3 separate regions of the Homo sapiens genome follow, and regions 1 and 2 are each linked to region 3. The links are chromatin contacts, found by Hi-C or POLR2A ChIA-PET in ENCODE. All regions are on one chromosome and are shown on one strand. The core of a region is the stretch at or near the end of the contact, and the rest is flanking DNA. Distances in the headings are between cores, read along the strand shown. Region 1 overlaps LBH (LBH regulator of Wnt signaling pathway). Region 2 overlaps LCLAT1 (lysocardiolipin acyltransferase 1). Region 3 holds the start of LCLAT1 (lysocardiolipin acyltransferase 1).

What was found. A loop is a pair of places that touch in the nucleus more often than their neighbours do. ChIA-PET counts read pairs that join two places held with the same protein, here RNA polymerase II (POLR2A). Pooled maps may share reads with other maps.
Region 1: a map of CD8-positive, alpha-beta T cell shows a loop between it and region 3 (2.6-fold over the local background). The contact joins the enhancer-like site here to the promoter of LCLAT1 in region 3. A Hi-C loop is called at or near these places in 6 of 168 maps with a recorded cell type or tissue (CD4-positive, alpha-beta T cell, CD4-positive, alpha-beta memory T cell, CD8-positive, alpha-beta T cell and 2 more) and 11 of 50 pooled maps. POLR2A ChIA-PET finds 5 or more read pairs at or near these places in 16 of 52 experiments (CD4-positive, alpha-beta T cell, CD4-positive, alpha-beta memory T cell, CD8-positive, alpha-beta T cell and 11 more).
Region 2: a loop to region 3 is called in a map of gastrocnemius medialis, with 3 times the contacts of the local background. The contact joins the enhancer-like site here to the promoter of LCLAT1 in region 3. A Hi-C loop is called at or near these places in 1 of 168 maps with a recorded cell type or tissue (gastrocnemius medialis) and 2 of 50 pooled maps. POLR2A ChIA-PET finds 5 or more read pairs at or near these places in 3 of 52 experiments (A673, PC-9 and T-cell).

Annotation. Positions count from the first base shown.
Region 1 is chr2:30,251,825-30,256,323 of GRCh38, forward strand. All of the region lies in intron 2 of LBH (LBH regulator of Wnt signaling pathway), which reads left to right. Among named protein-coding and RNA genes, the nearest start is that of LBH, 23 kb to the left of the region's middle. Within about 2 kb of position 1,272, at least 23 of the 41 ENCODE cell types and tissues checked have a DNase peak (open chromatin) inside an H3K27ac peak, as active enhancers do; they include CD4-positive, alpha-beta T cell, CD8-positive, alpha-beta T cell and spleen, where a contact is called at or near this core.
Region 2 is chr2:30,581,686-30,585,943 of GRCh38, forward strand. All of the region lies in intron 5 of LCLAT1 (lysocardiolipin acyltransferase 1), which reads left to right. Among named protein-coding and RNA genes, the nearest start is that of LCLAT1, 140 kb to the left of the region's middle. Within about 2 kb of position 2,551, at least 2 of the 41 ENCODE cell types and tissues checked have a DNase peak (open chromatin) inside an H3K27ac peak, as active enhancers do.
Region 3 is chr2:30,445,243-30,449,698 of GRCh38, forward strand. LCLAT1 (lysocardiolipin acyltransferase 1) reads left to right here and starts at 2,004. Exons shown (of 6, transcript NM_001002257.3): 1 at 2,004-2,141. RefSeq lists enhancers at 1,694-2,431, 1,735-1,804, 1,845-1,904, 2,115-2,234, 2,432-3,168.

The sequences.
Region 1 (4,499 bases), core at 22-2,521, 190 kb before region 3:
ATGATTTAGTATGAGGATGATGAAGGCAGCAAGATGTTTCAGGGAAGCCCAGGGCGTTTGTTTGGCCGACCAACAGCAGAGGCTGTTGGAGCAGAGAATCCTGGGCCTGAGGGTGAGCTTCTGAGATGAACAATGGTGCTTACTTTTCTACACAGTGGAGAATGCAAGACCTGGGAGATTCATGGTGTGTGTAAATGTCAAGGCTTCATTCCATTTGCAAAGGATGGAACTTGGTGATATGGCTTGGCCGTGTCCCCACCCAGATCTTATCTTGAATTGTAGTTCCCATAATCCCCTTGTCTCATGGGAGGGACCTGGTAGGAGGTAATTGAATCATGGGGGCGGTTACTCTCATGCCATTCTCATCATGATAGTAAGTGAGATCTCATAAGATCAGATGGTTTTATAAGGGGCTTTTCTCCCTTTGCTCGGCACTTCTCTCTCCTGCCACCTTGTGAAGAAGGATGTGTTTGCTTCCGCTTCCACCATGATTGTAAGTTTCCTGAGGCCTTCCTAGCCATGTGGAACCGTGAGGCAATTAAACCTCTTTCCTTTAGGCCAGGTGCAGTGGCTCATGCCTGTAATCCCAGCACTTTGGGAGGCCAGGGCGGGCGGATCATGAGGTCAGGAGATTGAGACCATACTGGCTAACATGGTGAACCATCGTCTCTACTAAAAATACAAAAAATTAGCCGGGCGTGGTGGCGGGCGCCTGTCGTCGAAGCTACTCAGGAGGCTGAGGCAGGAGAATGGCGTGAACCCAGGAGGCGGAGCTTGCAGTGAGCAGAGATCGTGCCACTGCACTCCAGCCTGGGTGACAGAGCGAGACTCCGTCTCAAAAAAAAAAAAAACCTCTTTCCTTTATAAATTACCCAGTCTTGGGGATTTCTTCATAGTAGCATGAGAATGGACTAACACACTTGGTGTCCATTGGATTCATTTCAGCCATCAGCTTTGGCAGCCCAATGTGGCTGCTGGATGTGGAGTCCAGGGCTGGCAGAGGGAGGAAGGTGTAGGGCTGGGAGAATCACAGCTGGGGGTGGATTCTTCTAGACCTGCCCTACCCTGGGCTGAGGGTGAGAAATGCCTCTGAGAGCTGCAGAGAGAAGGGAAAATGATTTGTGTTTGTTTTTGCCTTTCTGTAGTACAGAGAGAAGGAGCACTTTGGGGAAAGAGGTTTAACCAGAAGCAGTTTCTTTTGGGAACAGGGGCAGTTCTTTACTCCCTGCCAGTTCCTGCAGGCAGGCAGCATGCCGGCCTGGCCTGCCGCCTCAACCCCTACCTGTCATGTGCTTGGCAAGTCTGACTCAAGTCCTTTTTTCCACTGCCTACCCCACCCGTCAAATTGCAGTTGCAACCTCTCATTTTTCTGCTGCCTAGATGATTAAAAAGCATGACTTAGTGGAAAAATGTTGACCTCCTTGGGGTCAGCCTCTGAAGCAGCTGTCAGAGATAAGATTGTGCTGGCAAATTACTCAGCAGCACTTTGCAAGGCTTTCTGTCTGTCTGTAAGGAAACCAGAAGCTGTTGGTTCTGGGTACTTTTTGTGTTTGGAGAGAGCTACAATTTTGAGGCCCAAATGGGTATAATCTGATAATAAAATAAGATCTCTGATGGAAGGGTTCGATTATTGTAGTAATTTTTAAAAATACAATTAATAGGCTTTGTAAACAAACAAACAAAAAAATTTAAACAGTGCTTGCTTCGAGCAATTCAGGGAGCAAAGTCCTCTGGCAGCTAAGCAGTATCAGAAGTTCAATTCTCAGACCTCTTGCAAGGTCTTAAAAGACTTAATTGTGGAGCTCTCGGTATGAATGGCGCTGTTTGGAATTATTTTAATTACTGTGTTCATATGACTCCCTCTTGCTTGGAGATTGGATGCTTACTGTAGTTCTTTTGAAACTGCTCCAAAGAGGACATTATAGTTTCAATTTTGCTTATGTCCTCAAAGTATTTTATCATCTTTATATTTGCCAAGAACTTGTACCCATCTAGTGAGACAAGAAGGTCACCTCATGTCTCAAAAGGAGAAACTGAGGTGTTTGGGGTTGAGAGGACTTGACCGGAGTTATACAATGGTGGTCAAGGACATAGTGAGCACCTGGGTTGTGTGGCTTAACCCATGCTATCAAGTGAACGCTTCATTTGAAGTCCTACAGGTCTGAGTTTGGATCCCAGTTCAGCTGCTTCCCAGGTGCGTGGCTTTGAGCAAGTCACATACCGTCTCTGTGCTTCAGGTTTCTTATCCACAAAATAGGGTTACAGTAGTCCCCGTTATCTCTGGGGGATACGTTCCAGGACACACAGTGGTTGCCTGAAACCACAGATAATACCAAACCCACATATGCTATGTTTTATCCTATACATCCATACCTGTGATAAAGGTTAATTTATAAATTAGACTCAATGTGAGATTAACAATGATAGCTAACAATAAAATAGAACAATTATAACACTATACTGCAACAAAAGCTATGTGAATGTGGTCTCTCTCTGTCTCTGTCTCTGTCTCACAATATCTTATTGTACCGTACCTACCTATCTTGGGATTGCAGTTGACCGTGGGTAACTGAAACCAAGAAAAGCAAAACTGTGGATAAGTTGGGGGGTGGTAACTAGAATTATTGTGAGGTTTGAGATTCTGCTCAGGAAAAATTTCATCCATCATCATCATCATTAGATTTTTTTCCTTATTTTAATGAAAGACCTGTTTCCAGCTTGAAGTGAAATCCAATGCTTCCCACCCCTCTCCTCCTCTTCGTCCTCTTCCTCCTCTCTTCCTCCTCCTCCTCCCCCTCCCCCCCTCCTCCTTTTGCTGGGCCTGCCCTGCTTGTCATGCCTTTTGCTTTTCCTTGGCTTAGGCTGTCATAGTTAGAATTGGGTTTTCACTCTCCCAGCCCTGACAATGTGGCCCTGGCACAGGTAGGCACAATCCTGGCAGTGAGGTCAGAGGGTGGAGGCAGGGCCAGGCTCTTCACAGGGCAGGTCCCCCTCTCCTCTTGACAGCTTATGGCGCTGTCTTGGATCCTGAAGGTTTAAAACAAGCATTGGGACTGGGAAGCTCACCTCCTGGGCTGGGGCCCTCACAGCTGCCTGGGCAGTGAAGGCCCAGAGTCTTACTCTCCCTCCCTGCTCAGTTTTCCATCTGTGAAATGGGGTGGAGACCCAGCAGCAGCCTAATCCATTTTCCAGAAGGCTCAGGCACTGAAAACAGCAGATGTAGGTTTGAATCCTGGCTCTGCCATGTGACCCACAGAGTCCCGGGTCTTACTATTCCTAGAGTGGCAGTGAGCCCTGAACGAGCTGACATCTGAAAGAGCTTCGTGACCTGTAGTGGGCTTCCCTCCATCGGGGTCCCTCTCACCCACTCTCAGAGCTCATGCTTGGAGGGCGCCTTGTGTCCTCACAGCCCATGGGGGGCTCTGGCCCCACCCAAGAAATGAGGACGCACCCAAAAAGCCCACGTGGCGCTCCTCGCTCGGCACATGCACGTCTGGGCACAGCGCCGTCTGAGGGCAGAACTTCTGGGCCAACCTGGTCAGGAAGACAGAGCCCAGAGTCGGGGTCCGTGTCCCCCTCTGCCTCCGTGACCCACACTGGCCCATCCCCTCCCTGGACTTGTTTTCCTCCTGGCTGCCATTATGATACCTTTTATGAGCCTCGTTAAGTCTTTAATGATGCCTGGTTGTGCAGCTGGCTTAAGGCTTAATCCCCAGCAATAGGTCTTATTGGATAAATGGTTAATAATCACTCGTTTGCAGGTATTGGGAAGGCTTCACTGAGGCCTGTGATTCCTGGAAGCCCCACGTGGCCTGTGATGTGGTGAGAGTGTGACTTGGCTGGGGCAGCACTGCATGGGGTTGGGTTGCAATAAGACCGGGTATCCTCAGAGCACCACAGAAGTTGGGAAGGCCTGAGTTTGTAAAAGGGCCTTTCTTCTATGTCCTGGTAATGGGTGACTCCTGTCTGCTGCCGTGGGCCTGTCCCCATCTGGATCAAGGTGCAGGCAGGACCAGGCAGCCCCCCAGATCTCTTCAAATGTGTCTCCACCCACTCAAAGTTTTGCTTTCCTTTCTTGTGCCATGAACAAGCTGTGTGACCTTAGGCAGGTCTCCTGACCCCTCTGGGGCCTTGAGTTGCTCATCTACCAAATGGAGAGGTGGGAAGAGATGGCCATGAAGGTGCCAAGTGCCTGATTCTGGGAGCCCAGCATCCCAGACAGAGGCTTCTCTCTCTAGCTCTGGGGTGTGTCACTGAGGGCTGTGAATGGCAGGGACCAGCAGCCCAGCGGATTAAGTACTTAAACTGCTGGGCCAAGAATTGGGTCAGCTGTAGTCACAGGGCAGTGTATGCAAAGGGAATCCGCAGAGCCAGATTTGGCCCTGATTTTATAGCTGGGTTTGGAGTTTCTGCCAGCTCTGGGCAGGACACAAAGTAGGCATTAAAAAACAAAGCCTGGCTGACGGGACTCTGGAAAAAGAAGTAGACTCCTTCAGGTG
Region 2 (4,258 bases), core at 1,301-3,800, 140 kb after region 3:
TTATATGTGGAAGCTTTAAAAGTTGATCTCATAGGAGTAGAGAGTAGAATAGTGGTTACTAGAGGCTGGAAAAGTGAAGGGAAATAGCCAAAGGTTGGTTAATGGATACAACAGCACAGCTAGATAGGAAGAATAAATTATAGTGTTCTATAACACTGTGGGGTGACTATAATTTACAGTAATTGATTGTATACTTGTAAATAGCCAAAAGAGCAGCTTTTCAGTGTTCTCAACACAGGAAGTAAGTGTTTGAGGTAATGGATATGCCAGTTACTGATCTGATCATTACACATTGCATACATATCTTAAAATAGCACACTACCTCATAAATAGGTACAATTATTTGTCAATTAAAAATACTAAAAAGCAAGAATAATCACTTAATTAGAAAATATATTTTTTCCTCTATACTAGAGTGTAAGCTCCTTTGGGTCAAGGAGCTTCTAAAACCAAAGTAAAAGCATTGAATCAGTCAGTCTCTGTTTCTCCTTTTCCCCCTTTCCCCCTCTCCTCACCCCTGCCCCTGCCCCCCTCCCATGGCAATGGTGCTAAATTGTTCAATAAATATTGAATGAATATATTAATGAATGTAACAGATATACTTCAATCAAATTGTATATGAGATCAGTGAACTTCTACAGGAATATATTTGTCAGAATTCTTTATGAGGCTAATAACCCACAGGCACCACCTTGAAGAATATTATTTTATGAGGATATATAACTCCTCTTCACAATGGCAGTGATTGTATTTGTAGGTGATTATCCTAACTTGGTGGCTCAGGATATTTTGTATTTGGCTTATTTGCTCTCTCCTAGCTGTAAGGAGCTTATGCCAAGCACAATCTCTGTTGTCCAACTTTGCTTATTATGCAGCTTTTACAGCAACTTTTCTAATAGTTTGGATGTAAATGCCATAATGTATCATAAGCCCAGATTCCTTTTAAAAATTTCATCCCCATAGCCTTCCTTTTAAATTTTATTTTAGTTTATTTCTCACTCACTGACTCACCGTGCTATGTTGAGGGAACTTTGTGTACCAAGTGCAACATCATATTCTATTGGCCCTATAACGTTTGGCTAGGAGAGGAAAACTCAGGATGAAAACATCAAAGAGGCAGCAATTACAGAAAATGGGAATGTTAGATGTCACAGAGTATGATGGAATATGCCTGAGAATTCTCACCTTTTATGCAGCCTTAAGTTCCATTGGCTAATAGCTTGTAACATTTACATAAATTGAAGCAGATTGCTATTCTTTTATAAAGGTCATCCTCTTTTATGACTTCAGAACTTTTAATAATTCAGATCTTTGTATTCTGCTGACCATTTTTCTGCACTATAAACCAGTTCATTTTATTTTATACTCTAATTAGCTCTTTATTTAAAGTGTTTTTATTTAAAGTGTTGGCACACAAGTTTAAGATAAGCTAAATTAGCCAACACATATAACTAGCTATTGGGTATTAATCAAAAGGATGATAGTATGGCTTACTGTTAAAATAAAACTCAGTATTTAGATCTTAATTTGCAATTTGAGGAGCTAAACCAGAAGTTTCTCAGATGCATCTATTGCCTCTTTTGCTATCTTGGGAATAGAGATAGGTAGCAATTACAAGTCAAATTTCATTTCTGTAAACTTTAAGATCATGGGTTTCGTTGTTTCATTAAAGTGCCATCCAAAAATAGTGTTCTACATCACCACAATAGCAGTGTTGTCCTCTGGCTGCCATTGTCCTTACCCAAGGCCTAAAAAGCACATACTTGATTTTTTTTTCTGTTTCAGTATTTTAGTCCATCCACTTGTAAACAGATTTCCCACCACAACCCCCAATGCAGTTTCTGTCTGGCAAGATAATGCTGAAACATCATACTCTCACCTTGGGGAAGGGTGGTTGGAAAAGATAAAACCCTTAGCTTCCAGGTCCATCTGCTGAAATTGTCCGAATTTGGCCAGTGTATTATATTAAGTGATAGCAAATGGAGAGAAAAGAAGAAAATGAATCTTGACGAGTGAGCTGCCATCATTTCTGTGGCAGTCTTTACCAATACTGTTAAATTTCTACCCATTGGATTTTTCAGGCTTCTAATTATTGGTATGTATATTATATGTGGTGTTTGTGTAGCCACTCAGGATTTTAAATTTGCTTTGGTTTGGTTTTTTTCATGTTGAATTAGGTGGGAATGTTTGAAATAAACAAGAAGATAAGGGAAGGGCTCTTTTCTTTCCTTTTAAGTTCCAGGATACATATGCAGAACGTGCAGGTTTGTTACTTAGGGATACGTGTGCCAAAGTGGTTTGCCGCACCTGTTGACCCTTCCTCTAACTTCCCTCCCCTCGCCCCCCACCTCTCAGCAGGCCCTGGTGTGTGTTGTTCCCCTCCCTGTGTCCATGTGTTCTCATTGTTCAACTCCCACCTATGAGTGAGAACATGCAGTGTTTGTTTTTATTTCTATTTGTGGCCATCTTCTTGGATCCCGTCAGCCAAACTGGTCTTTTCTTTTTCTGAATCCGTGTAGCAGTTTAACTGTATGTCTATTAAGATTCCTCAGTGTTGTAGTTACATGCGTGAACCTCTCTTCTCTACCCTGTTAGCCTGTTGACTACCCTGTTCTTGCTTCCTTTTTTTACCCGCACTCAATGCATCTAGCCAAAAATAGCTTTGTTGTTGTTGCAGTTGTTCTTAACTGTTCTGGCTGGCTGAATCACATTTAGAATGGCTTTAATAATAAGGAAGGCTTCTTGTTGACTTTAATGAATTCATTCAAGATATAATGTGTATGGTAGGTACAGATGTCACAGTCTTAAAGAGGGTTAAAGAATATCACTGCTTTGTATGGTATAGAGCTTGATGGTGTATGGCCACACTCTGACAATATCCTGGAAGGTTCTCTGGATTTCTTGCTGTAATTCTTTCTAGTTTATTGTCTGTGTATAATTAGACAGTGCTTTCTAAGTAGCAAAACTTGGTTGTAGATACTGATGCAGCTTAGCAAAAAATGTTCTATGATGGCAGTTAGTCCAACTTTTATCTTCTTCAGGGCCATCAGGCCTCTGTAATAATTAGAATCCATAAAAACTGGCTATATTCTAGACTAATATAAAAGTTTTATGTTCTTCAGTGATGTCTCAAGCACATCATAAAGCATCAGTGATCTTTCCAACAATGTTCCTTTGTGCCGGTGATTTGGGTGATCGGAAAAGTTTGCCAGTGGAAGAACCACTTGCTGCCCTGATAAGGAACCAATATTACTATATTTCAAAAAAAAAAAAAAAAAAAAACCCTCTAGGCTTACCTAAAGGACATGAGTAGAGGTAAGGTTTTATATATCAGAGTGATGTTGTAGCCAAGTTACAGTCTCTATGGGGTAAATGAGAAATAATCTTGATCATCACGATGATGGGCTCATTTTTCAAACTACCTCTGTGTTGACCATGCTATCTGCCTTATTGCCTTCATTAAAACATAGCTGTCTCCTGACTCCATGCCTCTTCCTTGTTTCCCTCTCAAGCGCTGTTCATTTTCTCATATCTCACTACCATATAATGTTCTTAATTTACCTCTGATTTATCCATCCTCGGTAAAAAAAAATACCGAGTCAAAAAACATTTTTTTGAGCCTTTTGTCATCTAAATATAGCAACTTTTACCTCTCTCAGAAATCAGTCAACCCTTCACTACATCCTCTGCCTCAGCCTTCATTTCACTGGAGAGGGGAGACTTAGCACCTGGCTCAGTCTTCCATTCCCTCTCTAGTCTAGCCACATTCTTAGGTAAGTTCACCGTCTGCATGATAACTCATGCCAGTTCCATGATCTCCTCATTATTCACACTACTTCATAGTTTGGATCTTGTCTTCAGGAATTGCTCCACCTGTTAAACGTTAAATTGCAACATCTCACTCTCTAGGCTGTTTTTACTCTCATTAAGATCTCTCTTCCCTTAATACCCTTATGCTTTTTCCCTATCCATAATCATCCTTCTGTGTTCATGCTTTTCTCTCTTATCGGTTATACTCTGTGGTCCATTGTTTAAACCAAACTCTTGCTAGTATTTGAACACCTTATCCCTGTTGCTCTTGGGTGGCACACAGTCAGCAGAAGTGCATTCCTGGGTCTTGCCTGCTGCTTGCCTTCTCTATACCTGTACTAGCATTTAGCTCTGCTGGAGAAAATCCCCTAAACCATGCAGATTACTGCCAAATAAACTCTTGGTTGCTGTATTAATTTTCTAGGGCTGCTGTAACAAATTATCATAA
Region 3 (4,456 bases), core at 754-3,253:
AAGAGAGTACAGGGATTTTTCCATATATTCTTTACCTAGCTTCCCCTTATGTCAACATCTTGTGTAAGCATAGAACATGTATCAAAACAAAGAATGATCCTGGTACAATAGCATTATGTAAACTATACATCATTTTGGATGCTGAAGTGGTCCAATGATCTTGGGCACGTCAAGACATTTTCCCCAGAATGAAAAACATGTTACTACACCTTGCACCTCTGCCAAAAAGAAAGAAGCATGACACTTAGCAGATCTCTGAGTTTAGAAATCAGCATATTTTGCCCTTGGGAATTCTGTTCCTATCCCTTTAGCAGTTGACGTGGAAGGTGGCTACTGATCAGTAGCTCAGATCAAGAACGGGCTCAGGGCCAGGCGCGGTGGCTCAAGCCTCTAATCCCAGCACTTTGAGAGGCCAAGGTGGGTGGATAGCTTGAGCTCAGGAGTTCGAGACCAGCCTGGCAACATGTTGAAATCCTGTCTCTACAAAAAACACAAAATTAGCTGGGCATGGTGGCAGATGCCTGTAGTTCCAGTTAGTCTGGAGGCTGAGGTGGGAGGATTGCTTGAGTCCAGGAGGCAGGGGTTGTAGTGGGCCACAATCATGCCACTGCACTCCAGCCTAGGTGACAGAGCGAGACCCTGTCTCAAAAAAAAAAAAAAAAAAAAAAAAAGCAAAGAAAAGAAAAAAGAAAGAGCCCAGCACTGTCCTCTGTGGTTAGGGCGGTAAGGGCAACCTTGCCTCTTGGGCTGTATCACCGGACACACCTCACAATGCTAGAGCTCTCTGCAATGGAGCTGCAAAGGCTATGAGGAACCTCCGGCAAGCCCCCAAAGAACCACAGTAGAGCCCTTGAAGGTTCTGGAGCATAGCCAGGCCAACTCTTAACAACAACAAAAAAGAATTGGGAGATCTTTTATTCCAGTAATCTTATTTTAAAGGTAAAAAGGAGGCCTAAAGTCATAGGCATAATTGGCAGAATTGACTTTTGTTCTGGTGTTTCTCTCTGTAGTCATTCTTCACTTTCTGATGCAATTTTAGCACATCTTAAATATTAAAATGTTTTGGAACAAACTTAGAGAAATTATGAAGCTAATTTAGGAAAAGAGCACAAGAATCTTTGATTTACAGGCAATTTGGGGATATAATTTAGCTATATTGAAGCTATGCAGCCAACATGTAGATGGTCATTATTATTACACCATAAATTTTGTGAGGTCAGGAACCTTGTAATTTTAAAAATATTCACTCTGTGCTTTGTTGAATAAACGGATAAAACGTATAGACATACATGAACTACTGATGAGTGGCTGTGTGTGATGTGTAGCTATGTTTATTATTTTTAAGATTCTTATTGTATTTGTTGAAGGCCAAGTTGAGGAGGGAATTGCTTAAGGGAAATGAAAAGGGGTTTAACCACAGTCCCCACCATTCAGGGGCATGCAATCTAGTAGGTTAGGGGACAGGACAGACACACCATGATAGGTGATCGAGACCTTTTAAGAGCAGTGTGATGAAATTGCTATGGGAACTGGGAGGAAACATTTTCTAGGACTGGGGAAACACTGAGTGTGCTAGAAAAACTTTGTGCTCCTGATCAGGGAACCTGGGTTCTATAACTGCTTCTACTACTGATTTGTCCTGTGACTTCGCGCACCAAATTTAGGCTTGTAAATTAAACTCCCAGATTTCTGTTTTCCATTTTGCAGCTCTAGGGGTTGAATGAACCATTAGGTTCCCTCGGACAAATGACCTCCGCTAATTTCCTATTTCGTTGTTTTCTCACCCCTACACCCCACCGTTCCGTGGGTCCCTCCTCTCCAGGAGGCCAGACGAGGAAATAAGCGAGGCCTCTTTAAAGGAGCTCTCAAAGAAAGGTACCCGGGGTATCCCGGGCTGTGGAGCAAGCGCGGGGCGCCGGGGACCCGGGTTTCCCACGCAGCCGGGGACGCCGTTGCGTCACGGCGCCTGCAGCCAATCAGGACGTAGCCTTCCGGGACGCATTACTAGGGCGACGGCCGGACGCCTCCGCGTTACGGGATGAATTAACGGCGGGTTCCGCACGGAGGTTGTGACCCCTACGGAGCCCCAGCTTGCCCACGCACCCCACTCGGCGTCGCGCGGCGTGCCCTGCTTGTCACAGGTGGGAGGCTGGAACTATCAGGTGGGGTTACGGCGCGAGGAAAATGGCGGCGGCCGGGGGATCTCAGAGGTGCAGGAAGGGGAGCTGCAGCCCGGGCTTTTCCTCCTGAGCCATGGACCTTCCCCGGGCCGCGACCTCGGGTAACGGCCACTGGCCTGGCATTTGGGGTCCCGGTGCAGGTGGCGGTAGCGTCGCTGGCTCAGGTGGAAGGAGGCGCGGGGAAGCGACTCCTGGAGGCTGGCTGAGGCGTCAGGTGCTGAGGGGCCGCGCGAGCGGCGAGGGCGAGGTAGCCGCGGGGCGAAGAGGGTCCCGTCGGTGTTTACGCTAGGAGCGTCAAAACCTTCCTCCTGCGACCTCAGCGGGTCTGGGAGCTGCACTGTCCCGGAACGCAACCTGAGGTCTGACCCTGTTAAATCCCATGCACTAAAACGTCTCAAGTGGTCACCACGTGCGGGGCTTCGACGAGAGCCGTGGAGAGCAGGGGCTGGGGTTGTCTTCCCTGCGAGTCCTGCAGGCGCCAAAGGCCTGCCTGTAGGTGCCAGAGTGGCAGTGCCGCGAAAAGAAAGGTAGGCCCTAGCCAGGGCGGATGCCAAACCTGATCTTTAAGGTGTATCGTAGCTTCTAATTGCCCATTTGAAGAAAAGAAGTTGAAAGATAAGGCACTTAGATGTGGTTGTGGAGATGTTTTGCTTTCTTGTACTTCCCTGGTTCAGGTGGCTTCCCTGGAAATACTGCATCTGCCTTTAAAGTTCATTAACTGTGTTTCTTGTGTACATGGCAGTAGATGAGATTAGGGATTGAAGTCACTTTAAGTCCAAGAAAAGTATTGAAGATATGTGTTGAAGGCATTACCAAGATGAAATATTTATTCATATCATTAACTTATTTGTTCAAAGAAACGTCATCTCATGAAGTATAACTACGTGGGTTAGTTTTCAAAAAACTGACTTGATGAAAGCCCTTTTTGTAAAACATATTTTTTGAGAGTAAGTAAAAATACATCATCACTTTTTCGTTTAGGTTTCTGTTGCACATTGTACTTTGATATGCTTGATATGACAGATAAGCATAATGTTAACTGACTTTTGTTTTTGGTAGTAGGCTTGATTTTATGGAGTAGTACCTTGTTCTGTAACTGAGAAAAACGTAATAGCGCTTGTGTTTCAGTCATCAATAGCTGCAATCTCTGGAGTGCCAACTATGTGTCAGTTTCTGTGAAAGCTAGGCTTCTCCTACTTTTTAATTTGAACACATGGTCGTCTGCATCTGCCCCCACCAGGTCTTTAGGCTGGCTGTTGCTGACAACCAGGAGGAAGCAATGGGGAAAACCCAAAAGATTCTTCCAAACTGGATCCATGGAGATTTGGTCAGTTTGTCCTGGGGTTGAGGTTATGGGTGGATTCTAGTCCAAACTCTGCCACTTAAAAATATCTTAGGGTAATCATACAACTTCACTATTGGTGTCTTATCTCTAAAGTGAGTATTTCTTATTCAAACAATCTCATTGCACTGTTGGGAGGAAAAAGAAAAGACAGTATGTGTGAAAGGGCTTTAAAAAGTTAAAAAAACAGTGAAAATATTTGAAATTTATTCCTCTGCATTCATGTACTCTGCCAGGCACTGAATCCGGGGACTTATATGTGCCAACTCAGTCATCTAGCATCACTGTGAGGCGGATACATTTATTATCTTTATTTTGCAGATGAGGAAACTGAAGCACATTGAAGTTTAAGTAATTTGTCCATATCACACAATTAGCATTGTGTTTCCAGCCTGTGTTCTTACTGTCTTACTACCACCATGCCTACTATCTTCCTATGACATACAGATGTGTTATGTATTAAGGGGAAACATTAATTCATGTACAAATTTTTCATTTTTAATATATATATTTTTCTTTTTCAAAGGCTCTAGCAATGTCCTAGAATGAACACATATTTCAAGCCAGTAGTTTTGTTTGTGATCTTGTGTAAATAATAATCATGGTTTATTCCATTGGCGTCCAATAGTGATTTGTGTGGTAACAATTACATTTACTTTGGTTAAGTGGTATATTCTTCTTACTTGTGTTGCCCATTAATTAAAAAGTTATTTTGAAACAGAGTTATGACTAATTTCTTTTTTTTTTTTTTTTGAGAGGGAGGTTCGCTCTTGTTGCCAGGGCTGGAGTGCAATGGCACGATCTCGGCTCACCACAGCCTCTGCCTCCCGGGTTCAAGCGATTCTCCTGCCTCAGCCTCCTGAGTAGCTGGGATTACAGACATGTGCCACTACGCCTGGCTAATTTTGTATTGTTAGTAGAGACGGGGTTTCTC